Regions from separate parts of the Homo sapiens genome. Here region 1 is linked to region 2. Evidence: chromatin loops called from intact Hi-C (ENCODE). Cell type or tissue: IMR-90. All regions are shown on one strand. Each heading gives the region's core, and the rest is flanking DNA. Links, peaks and the distances in the headings are about the cores only.

Region 1 (4,396 bases), core at 131-4,130, 190 kb before region 2:
AAGTATGTAAATACACCAATCAGCACTCTGTATCTAGCTCAAGGTTTGTAAATGCACCAATCAGCACTCTGTGTCTAGCCAGATTGTAAATGTACCAATCAGCACCCTGTCAAAACAGACCAATCAGCTCTCTGTAAAACGGACCAATCAGCTCTCTGTAAAATGGGCCAATCAGCAGAATGTGGATGGGGCCAGATAAGGGAATAAAAGCAGGCTGCCAGAGCCAGCAGGGGCAACCTGCTGGGGTCTCCTTCCACACTGTGGAAGCTTTGTTCTTTTGCTCTTTACAATAAATCTTGCTGCTGCTGACTCCTTGGGTCCGCACTGCCTTTATGAGCTGTAACACTCACGGTGAAGGTCTGCAGCTTCACTCCTGAAGCCAGTAAGACCATGAACCCACCAGGAGGGATGAACAACTCTGGACACACCACCTTTAAGAGCTGTAACACTCACTGCAAAGGTCTGCAGCTTCACTCCTGAGGCCAGTGAGACCATGAACCCACTGGGAGGAATGAACAACTCCAGATGGGAGGAATGAACAACTCCGGACAGGAGGAACGAACAACTCCAGACGTGCCGTCTTAAGAGCTGTAACACTCACCGCAAAGGTCTGCAGCTTCACTCCTGAAGCCAGCGAGACCATGAACCTACCAGAAGGAAGAAACTCCGAGCACGTCCAAACATGAGATGGAACAAACTCCAGACACACCATCTTTAAGAACTGTAACACTCACCGCAAGGGTCTGCGGCTTCATTCTTGAAGTCAGTGAGACCAAGAACCCACCAATTCCGGACACATTAGGACTTTTAAAACTTAACCTGAGAGACTGTTTCAGGCCATGACAGGAAGTGGGGGTTGAACAGGCTTCATTATACCTCTCTGGCATTAACATCAACACAGATTTTAAGTCTGATAAGAAGCATTTTACAATCTATTTTCTCTGATGCTTGCTAGCTAAAAGCTTCATCTGTATAGTAAAACTTTGGTCTCTACGACATGTTATCACAACCCAGACATTCCTTTCTGTTGATCCCAGGTCTTTAAACAAACTCAACCAATTGTCAACCAGAAAATGTTTAAATTTCCCTACAGCCTGGAAGCCCCTATTTTGAATGGCCCTGCCTTTGTAGACCAAACCAATGTATTTCTTAAATGTATTTGATTGATGTCTCATGCCTCCCTAAAATGTATAAAACCAAGCTGCACCCCAGCCACCTTGGGCCCATGTTCTCAGGACCTCCCGGGCCATGGTCACTCACATTTGGCTCAGAATAAATCTCTTCAAATATTTTACAGAGTTTAATTCTTTCCATTGACAATTGCATTACAAAAAAGCAAAATCTTTCCATTCAAGTTTTCAGCAAGTAATAATAAAAATTTAAATAAATCAGGGTGTACAGTATATTTAATATTTTGGTTTTTTTATCATTGTACAGCTTTGAGTGAACTAAAGGAATTAACAAATTTATCTTGTTTGTAAGTCTCAAACATTTGTTGGTGTCTCTGTTAAATACATTTTTGGACAATCATTTTAAATATTACAGTCGTGTGGGTAGTGTAGTTCCAGAATAATTTAGAAAACATGGTATCTAGATTTACAGTATGGACCTCTCAGGTAAGATAATAAAGAAGGAAAATCTTTTTAGATGCCCCTGTTTTTAGGAGCTTAGAATTCTCTCTTTTACTTTCTTCCGACCATGATGAATGGGTAGCTTTTTTTTTATTTTTGTTTAAACCTCTTAATTTTTTGTAAACTTTAAATCTGTTATTCAGCACCTCAAAATTTAAAGTATATATGCTCCTATCTTTGAAACTGCAAGTCTTTTTCTCCATTTTTTTTTTGAATTACTGTTAACCTAGGCTCTCACCAATCTATTTGGCATTTACCCACATATTTTGCTTAAGATTTAATTTTAAAAGTTCTGTAAACTTACTGTATCTCCAAAATAACAGCACATCCATAGCTGTCTATTGAGTCAGTTGTATTTCTAAAAGAAACATGTTATTTCATGGCAGCTTCCTTGGTAAATTTCTGGTAGTCACTACGAAATGAAAGGAAGTGGAAAAGGTCGGGGACGGTTAGAAAATAGTTGGGGAGAAGAATCACAGGTTATCACATACTTGAAAGGAATAATCCTGAAGACTCAAAACTTCACAACTCTTTTTGTCCCTGTGCTCCCTAGTGAAAACAGTCTGTGTTAGTCAGAAGCAAGCTCACAAAGCTCATGAATAACTTGCATTCTTATGCTGGAGAACAGCCAATTACCCTGGGACCAAATTCCTGTTTGCTTTGTAGTGAATGTGGGAGACAAGCTGCCTGCCAGTAGCTGTTAAGGCAGTAAAAACACAGCCAGAGGCTATCACAAGGAGGAAATCACAGAGCAAGTTAATTTGTGAACTTCAAGGACAGAGATTAAATATTGTGCAATGAAGCTAATATGGTGGGCTTGTCTGAAAGTAGAATAATCTGGTCTGAAAAGCACCCTTATGAGTTAGCATGATATTTGCATAATGAGTGACACATCATCGTTTCCAGACTTGCTTTTTTTAATGATTGATATCCTTTAAAATTTTCTTCCAAAAAGATTATTGATTCTCTGTTTGGGAAATGCAAGTTTGTTTTACTCTTGATTCTCTCATTCTGATATATCTGGTACAGAGAGTATTAAAGCCAAAAGGACAGTATTTGGGGTAAAATTTGGAAAATCCCAGACCCAATTTGGAAACCAAGATAGCTCATTATACCCTGTTGTTTTATAGAGCCATGTTCAGTGTTTTGAGTACTTGAGGCTGCTCTGAGATCTCTTATTTGCATTCAGAACTTGAGTAGTTTTTGACCAAGGGGAAAAAATGAGAACTGCCAAATCTATTAGCTTGCCCATAACCCCAAATAGTATACTATAGTGTCATTCTCCACAGAGAAAACAGCTTACCGTTTAAATCCTAGAAATTACACACTGACTACTAGGTCACTGTAACCTCACTATGATACCCTTAGGTCACATGTTGTGAGTTTTACAGTTGTTTGGACATAGAGTTTATAAAAAATTAAAATAAAATAAACCTTTGGATAGAGTATAACGTTGGGGCTCAGAAAGCAATAACCCAAACACTGGTGCTATGACAGGCTAAGAGGCCTTAGACGCAGCCCGCAAATCAAGGTCCCTCTAACTTTGCCTTGTCCCTCAGCCCTTGCCTCAAGCACAGGGAGGGACTCTCTCTGGAATTTCCTTATCTGACCAAGAAATCTTCTTTCTAAGAGAAATACAATTGTTTTCCTCCCTTCTCTGAAATCTCATTATCTGTCTCAGAAAAGAAGACTAAGGAATGCAACTACAGGGAGATGGACTTTTTCACAACATAATTCCAGCCTCTAGGGCTCATTCAAATTCCAAAGAGAATCATTTACAAGTTCACTGTTCTCCCTAATAATCATCTGTGGTCCCTCAAAGGAATTGCCTACATTCCCCATCTCTCCCCTCCCCTATGGAAGAGAGTATATAAGCTTCTGTACCACATTGGGTTATTAGGCAATCTTCCTCCTTAAGTTCCCCAGTGCTAACCATGTTAAAACAAACTTTCGTATGCCTTTTCTCCTACTTATCTGTCTTTTGTCAGTTGATTATTAGTGATCCCTTGGAGGGTGAAGGGGAAGTTTTCCCTTGGTTCCTACAATAAGATGGACCAATATTACACTGATTTTTGATGCCATAGCTAATCATATTATATTGAGGTTTGTAAAACTAATGAAGCCTACCAAGATTAGGATTATGGGAGGGCCCTGAATTCTGCTAAAATGTAGATGCTGTTTCTACAATCCCTTACTGCTCAGGAGTTATGTGGCCAGAGGTCATAAGATTCATTGCTTCCCCAGCTGCACCTATAGGTAACATCACTATTGTAGAACTAAGATTGCTCTTTTGAGATGTTTTTCAGACTTACCCAACCTGGACTAGTCACTGATGACTCATCTGTCCTGTGGGCCCCCACCCACCCCACAACCACCCATCCAGAGACAGACTCAATGCACAAAGACTATTTTCCACACCTCTATAATTGCATCCCCAGCCAATCAGCAGTACCCATTCCCTAGTTCTCTTCCCACCAAACTATGCTTGCAAAACCCTAACCTCTGAACGTTCAGGAAGACTGATTTGAGTGATAACTCCAGTTCTTCTGCATAGCTGGCCTTGTGCTAATTAATTAATTATATACCATAGTACCATGGTCTCAGTAAACTGGTTTTGTTTGTGCAGTGGGCAAGAAGAACAGTCAGGCAACTACAGTTGTAATGCCATGGAAAATTGAAATACATCTTGCACATGTCCCATGATGGAAGAACTTAGAGATGTTTTTCAATGTTTATCAGAGAACATGAAATAGCCTGCCAGGCCC
Region 2 (4,396 bases), core at 265-4,264:
AGCATAAAATGGCACATATATTTTAAATTATTGTATAGCCATTGTGTTGAGCACAGACTATAGAGGATCAAGGGGAGAAACAGGAGGCTCTGCAGGAAGCTGTTGCAGTTATCCAAGCAAGAGAGGATGGGGGCTCAGACCAGGGGGTTGCAGCATCCATGGTGAAAAGACCCCCTGCAGATGACTTCCCACCCAGCTGTTCATGGGACTAAGAGATGTCACAGGTTAAGTCATATTTTTTTGGAAAAGTTTTTCTTAAAAAATAGTCAGCAGGGTGCAGTGGCTCACGCCTGTAATCCCAACACTTTGGGAGACCAAGGCGGGCAGATTACCTGAGGTCAGGAGTTCGAGACCAGCCTGGCCAACATGGTGAAACCCTGTATCTACTAAAAATATAAAAATTAGCCAGGTGTGGTGGCAGCCGCCTGTAATCTCAGCTCCTCGGGAGGCTGAGGCAGGAGAATTGCTTGCACCCAGGAGATGGAGGTTGCAGTGAGCCGACATGGTGCTATTGCACTCCAGCCTGGGAGACAGAGTAAGACTCCATCTCAAAAAAAAAAAAAAAAAGTCATTGTCGGACAGGCACAGTGGCTCACACCTGTAATCCCAGCACTTTAGGAGGCTGAGGTGGATGAATCACCTGAAGTTAGGAGTTCAAGACCAGCCTGGCTAAGATGGTGAAACCCTGTCTCTACTTAAAAATACAAAAATTAGCCGGGTGTGGTGGTGGGCGCCTGTAATCTCAGCTACTCAGGAGGCTGAGACAGAGAATTGCCCGAACCCGGGAGGCAGAGGTTGCAGTGAGCCAAGATTGCACCACTGTACTCCAGCCTAGGAGACAGAGGGAGGCTCCATCTGACAAAAAAAAAAAAAAATAGTCATTGTGTTTTTTTGGGTTTGTTTGTTTTTTGTTTTTTGTTTTTTTGAGATGGAGTCTCACTCTGTCGCTCAGGCTGGAGTGCAGTGGCATGATCTTGGCTCACTGCAACCTCCGCCTCCCAGGTTCAAGCAATCCTCTGCCTCGGCCTCCTGAGTAGCTGAGATTACAGGTGCCTGCCACCACACCTGGCTAATTTTTGTATTTTTAGTAGAGACGGGGTTTCACCATCTTGGCCAGCCTGGTCTTGAACTCCCGAACTCGTGATCCACCCGCCTCAGCCTCCCAAAATACTGGGATTACAGGCGTGAGCAACTGCACCCGGCCTAGTCTTTGTCTTTAATAAAAGTATAGAAATTTTTTGAAAGCCAAAAAGTCAACATTTACAAATGGGAAAATGGTATCAAAGGGTTATTGTTAATGAAATCAGAACCACAGCAATACCTCTATTTTTAAGGGCCGAGGTTTATTCATTGGAGTTTCTATTTAGGCAACAATTAAATAAGAATTTTCATTTACTTGTACCCTCACTGTGGAAACTCTTTCTTACACATAATTGGCTCACTTCCCTACCTTTGTAAATGTTATATAGTGAGCAAAATCAAATTAATTCAATCTTTGATGATAGAAGTTTTGCATTACCTCAGAATCCTACTTCTCACCAATAATTCATACTAAACAGATGTTTGGATAAAGATGTAAAAGATACATGAGATAGGCCTGAATTTATACTGAATCACAGAACGTACCTTAGATATTTGATTATTTCTTTAAAATACCTTATATGTTTGGCTTCTCGTTATTGCAAATTTTTCTTCTAAGAGTAGATTACAAATGAACTCTAGTTAATGGAATTATAGAGAATCAAAATGTGGTTTTTTCCCTTTTGATTCCCAGCATTTGAGGGCCACAGTGCACATCACTTGCCAACTCTACAGAAGATTATAGCACATATCAAATAAGTACTGAAATTTATCATCTTGTTTCTGAAATAAACATACTGTATTACGGCCGGGCGTGGTGGCTCATGCCTGTAATTCCAGCACTTTGGGAGGCTGACGTGGGTGGATCACAAGGTCAGGAGATCGAGACCATCCTGGCTAACACGGTGAAACCCCATCTCTACTAAATATACAAAAAATTAGCCGGGCATGGTGGCGGGCGCCTGTAATCCCAGCTACTCGGGAGGCTGAGGCAGGAGAATGGCGTGAACCCAGGAGGTGGAGCTTGCACAGTGAGCCAAGATTGCGCCACTGCACTCCAGCCTGGGTGACAGAGCGAGACTCCGTCTCAAAAAAAAAAAAAAAAGAAAAGAAAAGAAAAAAAAACCATACTGTATTACTAAACTCAATCATGTTATTCAAAATATGGATCAAAACACCTCCTTTCCTGATGAGCCTGTACTTCTATAGCCTCCCCTGCTGTTCTCACTCCAGCAACATTTTTCTGGACTGTCAGGACCACTAACCAGATTTTCCAACCAAGAATTATTTATATCCTCCTGTGCACTTCAGTGAAACTAATTTGAGTTGTCTTTCTTTTTCACTGGCTTCTCAATAAATCTTGCTGGTAGTTTAAATAGAAATATCATCAAGTCAGGCTGGAATGTGGCAAAAATTACCATTGTTAAGCCCAGAGATTAAGTGGTAAAAGAAAAAAGAGACTGGAAAATATGAGGCAAGAACTTTTTGATAAACATGAGACACAACAGAAAATATGCAAAGCTTCACAGTGTATACATAAGAAAAAAATTCCAAAGGAATGGTGCAAACATAGTGTATTAGTTTTCTAGGGCTACCATAACAAAATACCGCAGACTGGGTGGTTTAAACAAGCAGTCCCCAAGCTTTTTGGCACCAGGGACTGGTTTCGTGGAAGACAATTTTTCCACATCCCAGGGGTATGGGGATGGTTTGGGGATGATTCAGACACATTACATTTATTGTGCACTTTATTTGCATTATGACACTGCAATATGTAATGAAATAACTATACAACTCACCATAATGTAGAATCAGTGGGAGCCCTGAGCCTGTTTTCCTGCAACTAGATGGTTCCATATGGGGGTGATGGGAGACAGTAACAGATCATCAAGTATTAGATTCTCATAAGGAACACGCAACCTAGATCCCTCTCCTGCGCAGTTCACAATAGGGTTTGCTTTCCTTTGAGAATCTAATGCCACCGCTGATCTGACAGGAAGCGGAGCTCAGGAAATAAAGGATGCAAACAATGGGAAGTGGCTATAACTACAGTTGAAGCTCTCCCACCACTAACCTCCTGCTGTGTGGCCCAGTTCCTCGCAGGCCACGGACCACTATCAGTCCGTAACCTGGGGGCTGTAGATCCCTGGCTTAAACAATAGTAATTCATTTTCTCACAGTACTAGAGGTCAGACATCTGAGACCTAGGTGTCAACAGGATTGCTTTCTCCCAAGGCCTCGCTCCTTGACTTGTAGACAGTTGTCTTCATGTTCACACAGCATTCCCTGCAATGTGTGTCTGCGTCTACATTTCCTCCTTTCCTTGGCTTATAGTTGGCTGTCTTCTCCTTGCGTCTCTTCACATGGAGTGCTCTGTGTATGTGCATCTGTCTCTAAATTTCCCCTTTTTATAAGGACTCCAATCATACTGAATTAGCGCCCACCCTGATGACCTCATTTTAACTCTTTAAAGCCTCTATCTCTAAATATAGTCACATTCCAAGATACTGGGAGTTAGGACTTCAATGTATGAATTGAAGGGCCATAAAATTCAGCTCATAACACACACCATTTAGGAAAAGTATAGAGAATACACCCATTGTCACCTGTTAGCTGTTTAATAAACTATGGTTTTTGATTGTTTGAACACCAAAAATATGCTAATCCCAGAATATAGCATTTGACATACTTACTCTATATGTGAAGAGTGACCACCAAGTCTTTGTGTGACCCACCAAACCCATGGTAGAAACAGAAAGTGGCTGAAGGCCCTGAAATCTAGCACACTCTCTGTTCAGCTCTGCCTTCAAGGAGCAGTCACTAGTCAGCCTCAGTATGTGCCTTATGAAGAATGTTTCTTAACCAAGTGTCCCAACATTTTGCATAATTCAGGAAGCCAGGTAGAAAGAATTGCCTTGTGTTTTCTGAAAGACACTTACCACAGAAAGAGACATCCCTTTGAGCTTTATTTTTTTTCCACTAACACTGCAGCTTCCATCTTGGGCCATAGATACGGAGTCCAAATTCAAATCAGGGCTAACATCAGACAGATATTCATGGTGGCCATCACTAATTATTTATGACTCTCATGAGCCTGGACCTGACTTCAGAATCTTTCTCAACACAGCCACTACCAATCGATTGGGGTTGACGCATAACGTAAAATTTATTTAGCATCTTTGGTCCAAACAAAGTAGGCTGCCAGAAGCCTCTTTCCATAAGCAGACCCTTCAGCCGGGATTACCAAACCAATTCAGTCTTAATTCTTGACTGGCTAAGCTGGTATTGGTCTCTTTGTTTATGAGAACCATTCTAA

Evidence for each region. A loop is a pair of places that touch in the nucleus more often than their neighbours do. Peaks named below come from ENCODE experiments on the same cell type or tissue, not always from the same donor. Only the 100,000 strongest peaks of a DNase experiment are listed, where the experiment ranks them.
Region 1: a loop joins it to region 2, with 2.8 times the contacts of the local background. A loop is called at or near these places in 3 of 110 quality-filtered maps.

The regions. Positions count from the first base shown.
Region 1 is chr1:185,644,338-185,648,733 of GRCh38, reverse strand. GS1-204I12.4 (a long non-coding RNA gene) reads right to left here and starts at 2,225. Exons shown (of 3, transcript NR_188649.1): 1 at 1,936-2,225. All of the region lies in intron 1 of LOC107985239 (a long non-coding RNA gene), which reads right to left. RefSeq lists an enhancer at 1,848-2,761. In IMR-90, for the core only: no CTCF peak of the experiment used is centred there; a DNase peak (open chromatin) is centred at 2,253; H3K4me3 peaks cover 336 bases; H3K27ac peaks cover 540 bases.
Region 2 is chr1:185,452,280-185,456,675 of GRCh38, reverse strand. No RefSeq gene overlaps it. Among named protein-coding and RNA genes, the nearest start is that of CBSLR, 140 kb to the right of the region's middle. In IMR-90, for the core only: no CTCF peak of the experiment used is centred there; a DNase peak (open chromatin) is centred at 2,695; H3K27ac peaks cover 524 bases.